Regions from separate parts of the Homo sapiens genome. Here region 1 is linked to region 2. Evidence: chromatin loops called from intact Hi-C (ENCODE). Cell type or tissue: gastrocnemius medialis. All regions are shown on one strand. Region 1 has its middle 22 kb from the start of ZNF618. Region 2 overlaps ZNF618 (zinc finger protein 618).

What was found. Peaks named below come from ENCODE experiments on the same cell type or tissue, not always from the same donor. Only the 100,000 strongest peaks of a DNase experiment are listed, where the experiment ranks them.
Region 1: a loop joins it to region 2, with 2.1 times the contacts of the local background. A loop is called at or near these places in 2 of 110 quality-filtered maps.

The regions. Positions count from the first base shown.
Region 1 is chr9:113,851,490-113,856,489 of GRCh38, forward strand. It overlaps the pseudogene PDCD2P1. Among named protein-coding and RNA genes, the nearest start is that of ZNF618, 22 kb to the right of the region's middle. In gastrocnemius medialis, a CTCF peak has its summit at 2,043 (motif pointing right); no DNase peak of the experiment used is centred here.
Region 2 is chr9:113,992,064-113,997,063 of GRCh38, forward strand. The region is part of intron 3 of ZNF618 (zinc finger protein 618); the gene reads left to right. Among named protein-coding and RNA genes, the nearest start is that of AMBP, 84 kb to the right of the region's middle. In gastrocnemius medialis, no CTCF peak of the experiment used is centred here; DNase peaks (open chromatin) are centred at 738 and 2,238; H3K4me3 peaks cover 666 bases; H3K27ac peaks cover 2,002 bases.

The sequences.
Region 1 (5,000 bases), 140 kb before region 2:
GGTGGAAGGCGTCGGCGCGGCGGGGCAGCAGCGCGTACACCTGTAGCAGGAAGGAGAGCTGGCAGCCGCACAGCGCGCAGGCCAGGGTCCGGGTCCCGGCAGCCCGGCCGCGCCCGGCCACGCCCAGCCACGCTGGCCGCCCGCCCCTCTAACATTAGTTCTTCAAATTTTTTCTTCCTTTTTCTTCTCTCCTCTCATTCTGGGACTACCATTGTATGTGTGCTGATATACTTGATGTTGTCCCAAAAGTCTTTAAGGCTCTATTCATTTTTCTTCAATTTTTATCTTCAAGTTCACTGATTCATTCCTTTGCCATCTTGAATCTTCTGTTAAAGTCCTCTAGATGAATTTCTCATTTCAGTTATTATATCTTCAACTCCAGAATTTCTCTTTGGTTCTTTTCAATAATTCCTGTCTGTTTATTGAGATTGTCTATTTGTTGATTCAATGTTTCCATACTTTCCTTTAATTTTTTAAATGTGATTTTTTTTAGCCCTTTGAACATATTTAAATAGCTGCTTTGATGTCTGTCTGATAAACCTAGAATCACTCAGAGGGAGTTTCTATCATTTCCCCTTTTTCTTTAGCATGAGTCATACTTTCTTTGCATGTCTCATTTTTGTTGGTGGTGTTTTTGAAAACTGAGGATTCTAGTTATATATTGTAGCAACTCTGGATTCTGTATTTCCCCCCCGAAGGTTTGTTCTTTTTAAAATTTGTTCATTGTTTAGTAACCTACCTGAGTTAAATCTATCTCCCCAGTGATATGGAGCTGCTGATATCTCTGCCCAGATTTTTTTTTAATTCTTGTTTTCCTTTTTAAGACTGACTTCTTAAGGCTCATCCCTGTGTCTGTGTAGCCCACTAGTCAGCTAATGATAGGACAGAGGTTGTGCTGAAGTGCCTCAAGCAAGTAAGGATTCTGTCTTGTGCTGAAATCTGTGTGTGGGTAAGGGAATAGATTCAAAGTTTAAGCCACTGTTAAGTCGACTCCAGCATTTTAATTTCAGCTAGGCCCTTCTGGGTCTCCTGTGCACATGTGTCCAGCCTCAGGGTCAGCCAGGATTGTGTATACAGTTTGTACTCTCTTTGGTCTCGGCTGCTCATATGCGCACCCTCAGCCAGGAATATGCTTGCCTTAACCATGACTGTAATCTCAGACAAGAAGAGCCATTGGCCCTCCCTCCTCACTTGATGCCAGGATAATCACTTTCACCAGTGCTGCTGGATATGGGTACCTATTGCTCCAAATTGAATAAGTGTAGCTGTCTGTCCTCATGGACCTGCCATATCCTGACAGAATCTCAGCACCAACTAAGCTGGGAAGAAGGTGGAAGTTAGGATCAGCCCCAGGTAAAGACACCACACTTCCACTGTTCTTACCCAAAGTTCAATAGTTTTTCAAACATAAATGCTTCTGGAATTGTTGTGTGCCATTAGTTGATTTCAAGAGGAGTGAAAGGGTTGTTTTATCAATTTTGTCCAGCTTTATGGGTATTTTTTGGGGAAAATATTTGCTGGTCTCCTTACTAGACCGTAGCCAGAAGTTTGAAATTTCAGGCTATAATTTTATACCCAGGTTAACTAACTCTGGTCATGTGTTCTTACTATGCCGTGTGGCCTCCCTTATGTTGCTTTAGCATCTGAAAATTTACAAAGTTTTTTTTCACAAGTATTACCTAGTACCCGGGACAATTCCATAACATTTTTGTTTCTGTTTTTGTTTTTTCTAGTTTTAGAGCTGAAGCTATTGAAGTATAAGAGATACTGGAGATAAATATTTACAAAGAGAAAACTTGAGTTTGGAGAGAAGGACATTAATCAAGAATGTAAAACGAATCAACGACTGTGCCAGAATAGGAACCTAGGTCTTCCATTTCCCAGCTGAGGGTCTTTGTGCATCACCCACTTGCTTTCTTTTGGAAGAGGACTGGGGATAAAAATATTCCTCATCCCTCCTCCACCCCACCTCCATCATGACCTTACTGGTATGAGGAAAAAGCCCAAGTCAAAGGGCAATAGACCATTGGCACTCCCTGCCCCTAGAGGGTGCTACTCTTTCTATAACATGGACACAGGTTGCCTAGAAAGGTGATTTAAGTGTGAAAGCATTTTTGATTATGGCAATTGCATACATTCTTTCAATCGAATTCTAGCTGGATTAACCTGTCTTTAGTATATGGCTATGAATAATTTATATTATTATCTTTCATAATATAATTCTGTTTAAAGTGTCCATTAACATTGCTTTTTCTCAGGGACTTTCCCTCAACTCCTGAGTTTTAGTTGTAGTTTGTAGCAGCCTGTTGAAGCATTCATGAGTGAGGATTTAATCAGGCAATTTTTGCAAAAATGATCAGTTTTCAATGAAAGGAGATGACAAAATATTATAGTATTAAAATAAGTAGATATCTGTGTATCGTAGTTACAAAATGAAAAATAAAAATCCTTCCAAACTGCTCTGAAATTCCTCCTGCTTCATAAATATGGGCTTTCTGATTCTTCTAGGGGGCAGATTTCTTTGTTTTGCTGCAATTTTTTTTGACGGGGAAACTTATTCTTTTTGTTTAAGTACAAATGTCAAGTTCAAAATGGAATGTGTGGTGGACATTCTCTGGTTGCCCCCTAGACTCTCTGCCCTTCTCTGCCTTACTCTGTGCCCAAAGAGGTGACCTCTAAGGACTGTAACAATTAGCTCCCCTGCCCTTTGGCTTCTGGATGATTTGACCAATGAAGGTACCAGCAGGAAAACAGCATAGGAGGAGAGAGAGATCTGTGGATTTGCTCCCCTAGCTCTCTTGCTGCTAGCCGTGGTTTGGCAGTGCCCTGATGCCTCCCCTAAAGACACAGGTCCTGTTGGGGGCCTTCTCCTACAGCTACAGGTCTCGTCAGGTCCAGGTAAGTGCTCTTTCCCTCTACCTGTTCTGGCCCAGGGTGGAAATGGCTTTGTACTGTTGCTAGTCCTTGGTGCTTGATCGGCCTCTGTTGCTTTGCCCTAGTCCTGCTCTCAGGTCTGTAAATAAACACTTGATGAACTTGCATACCTTTCATCCTGTTTGAGTGCTGGGAACTGCTAGACTCAGCCTGATACAGCAAGCTAGCATTTGGAGAGAAAAAAAAAAGAAGAGGGCCCAAGAGGGTGTCCTGAGACCAGCTTTGGTCTTAGCTCAGGCACTATTTTGCCATATGACCTTGAGTAAGTCCTTTCTTCTCTCTGACTTTCAAATGGCTCATCTGTAAAAAGAGCAGCTGGGCCAGGCGCAGTGGCTCATGCCTATAATCCCAGCATTCTGAGAGGCTGAGGTGGGCAGATCACCTGAGCTCAGGAGTTTGAGACCAACCAGTTTGAGGTCAACATGGTGAAACCCCATCTCTACTAAAACTACAAAAATTAGCCGGGTGTGGAGACACACTTGTAGTCCCAGCTACTCGGGAGGCTGAGGCAGGAGAATCGCTTGAACACGGGAGGTGGAGGTTGCTGTGAGCTGAGATCTTGCCACTGCACTCTAGCCTGGGTGACAGAGTGAGACTCCATCTAAAAAAAAAAAAAAAGCAGTTGGACAAAACCAGAGGCCTTTGCACAGTTTTTTGCTCATGTGCCACCGAACGCATTCTGAAAAAATACACAATCAAATATTTTTTAAATTTTTCCTCATGGTTTTAAATAGTTGTAAAGGGTGTAACATCCTATGTATTGTAAATATTAATGTTTAAAATTAAACTGCTAACATCACTCCTTTAAATATATCCAATGGAATTTAAATATCACAGTAATTTTATACCCACCATCATCCATTGAAAAATTGATGAACAAACTCTCCTTTAACAGTTAGAAATTTTACAATGTTCCTCTTCCTCTTTTAAGTCATTATTTCCATTCTACTTCCCCCATAGAATTTTATAGGAATGTCATATCTTTTTTCTGCTGGTAAGTCTCATATGGATCATCATGTCATAGTGTCTAAATCAAAAATATGTTTGTAGGCAAAATTTTCAGAATTTTTATATTTCCTGGGATAATAAGGCTTTAAGGGTTAAACATTTCTCTGAATTGAGATATCAATGCAATAAATTTTGGGATACAACTGATTAAAATTTAGATAATTGTTAAACAGAAAATGTAAAATTAATGGGAATTCATCTCTCACTGAGATGACTGGGGAAGGGTCTGGGGAGTCTTGATTAAAAGAACGTTTACTTTCCAACATTTGCCCTCAGCCCTCTGTTTGGTGCTCTCTCTCCCCCCACCCCCAACTCAGGTTTTTTTCCTCTCCAGGCAATGTCTCGTGGTAAGGTTTGGGATGGATAAGACATACACCTTTACTGTATCAAAGGGGAGAAGGGTAGCTGAGAAAGGGAAGGTGAGAAAGGAAATCCAGGTTCACATCTTCACATGGGAGTTCTCAGGCCGGTCAGTTTTTTTGTTTGTTTGTTTTTGTTTTGTGTGTGTGTGTGTATGTTTTGAGACAGAGTCTTTCTCTATCACCCAGGCTGAAGTGCAATGGCACGATCTTGGTTCACTGCAACCTCTGCCTCCTGGGTTCAAGCAATTCTCCTGCCTCAGCCTCCTGAGTAGCTGGGATTACAGGCATGTGGCACCATACCCTGCTATTTTTTTTCCTTTTTTTTTTTTTTCCTTTAAGTTCTGGGATAAATGTGCAGAACGTGGAGGTTTGTTACATAAGTATACCTGTGCGGTGGTGGTTTGCTGCACCTATTAACCCGTCATCCAGGTTTTAAGTCCCACATGCATTAGGTATTTGTCCTAATGCTACCCCTCCCCTATGCCCCCACCCCCTGACAGGTCCCATTGTGTGGTGGTCCCCTCCCTGTGTCCATGTGTTCTCATTGTTCAACTCCCACTTATGAGTGAGAACATGCGGTGTTTGGTTTTCTCTTCTTGTGTTACTTTGCTGAGAATGATGGCTTCCAGCTTCATCCATGTCCCTGCCAAGGACATGAACTCATCGTTTTTTATGGCTGCGTAGTATTCCATGGCG
Region 2 (5,000 bases):
GTTAGAGTTGAACCTTTTGGACTCCTCTCATCTCAAGATGGCAAGTAGATTTTGTGGGTTAAGTCCAAGCAGTTGCTACTGGCTGTAAGGAGTTCTCTGTTGAGGATTCTAAAGGGTGGCATGATTGATTGTTGGTGTCTGCCCTGGATGTAGAAGTGGGCAGTGGAGCTATGCATGCTGTCAATTTGGTACCCATGACCTCCTTATTTTATAGAGGGGCAGACAAGGCCTGAGGAAAGGATGAGAGTTGCCCAGGGTCACCCAGGAAGTTGGTGACATTTTCTTTCGTGTTATGAAGGGCCTACCACAACACCTACCTCCTACCTGCTTCTGAAAGTGTATGAAGGAGGGAAAGCTCTCCCAGGGACCTGGCTGGGGTGGGGTGCTGGTTAGAGCTTGCTTTTAAGTGAGCCCCTGCTGCAGTGTGCATTCGTTGTCCTGGTCACCGGGCATGGGGGAGTTAACGTGTTCCTGGGGCACTTGGCGGGGAGTGCTGGGTGCTGTGGTGCCCAGGGCCTCCTGAGTACTTCGCTAACCCAGCCTCGCTCCGGGCTCAGAGACGGGCTCTGTTGCTGAGTAGAAGAGTGTTCCTGTTCAGTCACCCAGTGCTGCGCCATGAGGGAGCCTCCCCGAGTCCACACTGGCCCTTTAATAGCCATCAGACAAACAATGTTCCCAGTGACACAAACATCATCCAAGGCACTTCCCGTGGGGGAGCCCGGGTCATGGACACACAGATGGCATTTGGCAGCTTCTCCTGCTGGAGTCAGGAGGGGCATCAGTGCCCAGGAGGCTGGCTGCCAAGTTCGCAATGGTTGCTGCTGCTTCCCTGCTGCCCAGAGAATTCCCTGTGCTGAGAAGGGTGTCTCTCACTCCGAGAAAGAAAGTCACTGCCATTGGAGCTGGTGCAGGGTTTGGGGGCAAGACCAAGAGCTTCCTTTTATAGTAAGAAGAGCAGAGATGATAGATACTAAACTTAATAACTTTGCTGGATAAAAGCAGAAATGAAAGAAAGGAAGTTAACAGACGCCTGCACCCATCTGACAGGCTGCAGGAACAGCTCTGTACAGCAGCCCCAAGAAGGAAGGGCAGACCACACTTGAGGTTTCAGGGGCTCCTCTAGGAGGAGGAGCAAACACAAGGCACTACCATTGCTCCTGCCGTGCCAAGGGCCTCCTGAGGACTTCGCTCACCCAGCCTCGCTCCGGGTTCATGGCAGTCCCATGTTCATGGCAGACACTGCGAATTGATTACTGTACATTGTCCAATGATGCACCTCAGAATCCTTCTCAACACAGTATGCCAAGAGGTCTCTGCCAGTCAGCTAGAATTGAAAAATTAGAAGTGGAAACCTACTTGCCATTCTTCTTGATGAAGATAAGGCAAGTTGGGTTTACAACAGTGAGAGCATCCAGCCCTTAGACTATTTCCTGGCTCTGAGAGATAAGGATGCCCGCATCCCATTATGGTGGTCCAGGTGTACTGTTAAGCAGTGGGTACTCTTTCCTATGCTGTGAAACCACTGGTCCTTAATCCTGAGGTGTTTACTAATGAGGGAGTCCAGGGAGAGCAGTAGGGGCCCAGAGACCCGAGACTTAACTGAGTTTCCTCAGTAGCAGTGCAGGAGACCGTGGAGGGAATGAGTGACCCAGACTTGACCCCTCTTCAGATGAGGGACAGGGACCAACTGGGTTATTCCCCGATAGTGGAGACCTGAAGAGGGGGATAATGGAATCTAAATATTCACAACTTACAGCATTTTGCAAGGTGCGCATGGAGCAGACACATTCCAGGGTGTCCTAGCCAATACGGAGAAGTCTCCAGGAGGGGATTTCAACTCAGTAAAAGGAAGGACTTCGTGTGATCATGGGAACTGTTTGGTAACTGGACATAAGCCTGTGAGGGAGTGAGTTCCCCGTCCTGACATAGGTGATCAGGGAGGGTCACTGGACAAAGTGCAGGAGCGGGAGTCAAGGATGAGATAGATGGGAGACTGGATTCTGCAAGGATGTTTCTAGGCAGCAAGCTTTCAGGACCGAGGTACAGAGGTGTTCTCACACACATAGGGCAGCCCAGAGAGCCAGGAAAAGAGGAGGAAGGAGCTCCAACCAGGAGGCAGCAGCCAGGCTATGGCGCTGGAAGGAGCAGCAGAAGAGCTTGACAGTCATTCAGACACAGCCACGTGGGTTTCAGCCTGTGACAGACCCAGGCAGCGTAGGTGCCAGGTCCTGCTTCATCGTGCCAGCTGATAGTTCGTTTCCTGTTTCAATAGGTTGTTGGCAGGGCCTCACACAAGAGCCTGCCAGAACCAACACTCAGCTCTTTGCTGCAGCCACTCGGAAAGGAGGAGTTCTGGCCACCCTCCCAGGCGCGTCCTGTCTCTGCTACTGACGCTTCCTCTTGGGGTCTGAAGGGTTAGAGGGTCCCTGTTAGAAAGGGCCCTTGGGCTGTAAGTCAAGAGCCCAGGGTTTACCCTACTGTGGGGACTTGAATAAGCCCCTTAACTTCTCTAAGCCACCGTGTCTTGAATGGTCAGTAGGTAGAATAAAAGTCTGCCCCTCTTTCCAGTAGAATTGTTGGGGGCAGAGTGACGTAATAGGTATGGAAGTGTTTTTAACGGGACAAAAAACGTAAAACCAGTACCACTGCTATTAGCTGGAACCTCAGGACATTGATGCCTCTGGGGTTACCTCTAGAGTGACAGGAACCTAAAAGGCCAAGGTTTTCAAACATTTGTTTTTGCTCAATACCTCCTAAAAGAATTTTGAAAACTGTATATTCTTTTTCACATGTTTGAGTTGCCATCTAACATTTTTATCCAAAGTTTAAATCATTGCAAAGGATATAATTTCCAGGATATTGTGTAAAAAAAAAAAAAAGGTGGCATTTTGGAAATAAAACTGTGAACCAATTTTCAAAATGTATCCAAGGGAATCCAAACACTACCACTATTTGATATCCACCATCATCACTTCAAAAACATATGAACAAGCCTATCTTTAACAGTCAGAAATTTTACATCTTTCCTTTTTCTCCTTGAGCTCATATTTCCAGTCCACTGCCCCCACAGGGTTTTATCCTAATGTAAAATATATTTTTTATGCTTGAAAGTCTTTTATTGATCACTGTTTCACACTCATCACCATAACAAGATGTACATAAATTGAAATTGAAATTTCTAAAAAAAAAAAAAATTTCCTGGGATCATAAAGCTCTACATTCTCCAACATTTTTTTTTTCCAGATTGAGTTGTTATTAGCATACAATTCATCAAAAACAAATTTAGGTAAATAGTAAATGTAAAAGTAAAAAATTATTGAAAATGCATCTCTTAATGAAATGGATAGGGCTTCATTTCTTTCTCAATTGGCTCATGTATCTCTGAATTAATATTTCTTATTGCTAGAAGGAGACAAGATTCGACATTAATTTAATTCCTATCTTTTGGTTTTTGTAGGTCTAAGTGCTTAGAAAGCTCAGTCACATATGTAAGTAGCTGGCAGTGGATAGAGTTTTGTTTTAGCAGTGTCACTCAATTCTTTGAATTCCTTCCAAGTTGTATGCCAGAAATCACACAGGGGTCTATCATCAGATGATATTTTTAATGGTCTCTTCGCTGACAACTCCATTATATCCTCCTCTAATTTTGTTGAGAGCAGAGAGTTGGAAGTCACCCGATTCAAAAAAGGAGTTGTTCCTGGTCATTAGATCCACTCACTTTCTGAGCCCGACACCAGTATTGTAGGGTCACCTCTTTGCTTGGAGCCCCAGGGTTTTCATCTCTTGGGGCAGGCACCGTGGTAGGATTAGGGGTGGGTGAAAGGATCGTCTTTTGTTTGTAACGTGGCACAAGGGTGAAGGTGAGAGTGGGAAGAACCAGCGAGTGGGGCCTCCCACCTGCCAGATTCTCTGGCACATTGATTTTAGGAAAGAACACATTTAGAAGCTGATGATTCTCTTAAGGCTGTGTGGACCTACTTACCCCTTGGGCAGCCACCACACACCCCCAGGAGATTTGTGCTTCACTCAGAAGACCCTGCTCCAGAGGACATTTGGTTTGAGGCCAAGCCCCAGAGCCTCAGGAAACCCACTTGTCCATGACTTCCCTGTTCAGATCCCCTGTCATTCGGCAAGCCCTGGACCCAGCTCCTGTTGCATGTTTGAACAGAGAGGGCTGGACACACTCCTGAACATTTGTTCTCTGAACAGTGGCTCCTGAGACGCTCTGAGCTAAATATGGGACTGTCCATTGTAAGGAACCAGCCTTCTGTCCCTACCCTTGCGTTTTTCTTCTCTCATTCACCAGCTTTGGATTTCTATCTTGTCACATTTTGTGTATTGTGAAAGGTGCCCGAGCTTCTCTAGACCTGGCTGGGTGCAAAGGGTTGCTACCCCACATTCTTTCTCAGAAGCCTGCATCCTCTCCTAGGCATCTTCCCAGCGTCCCCCTCTGTGACTTCAGGAACTAGACCCCCTGTCCTCGCCTGGTCTGTCTGATGCTCTGGGAGGGAGCTAAGCCAGGTGTTTAGGGAAAGTGCTCAGTGGGAGCTGTGAACTCGGATTAGTTGGGATGGCGACTGTTGCATCACTTGTGATAGCAGGAATGGGAAGAGGAAAAGTCCGCTCCTGCCTCCTGTGTGCTGGCAAGCCCTGCCAGCCATCCCTGGGAGCAGTCCCAGGGCTCTCAATAGGGCACTCTGGGGAGTCCTGTGGCAGCACCAGACATAGTGGGGGGCTCTGCTGCCCTGTAGCATTTAAGGAAAGTGCCATGACTGAAAGGAACACACAGCTTGCCTGACATCCAGCAGGTGACCTGGGGTGGTGGCAGTAGCATGGCTCTGGATCCCCAAGGCCTACTTTGAGCCCAGTTCCTTGCCAGCCACTAGCCAAGCTGATGCTCATCCTTGCGACGGATGTTGAGTTGCCAGCCTCATGAGGACTTCTGGGAAGATGGTGGACGGAAATGAGACCTGGTAAAGGTTCTCTCTCTCTCTTTCTTT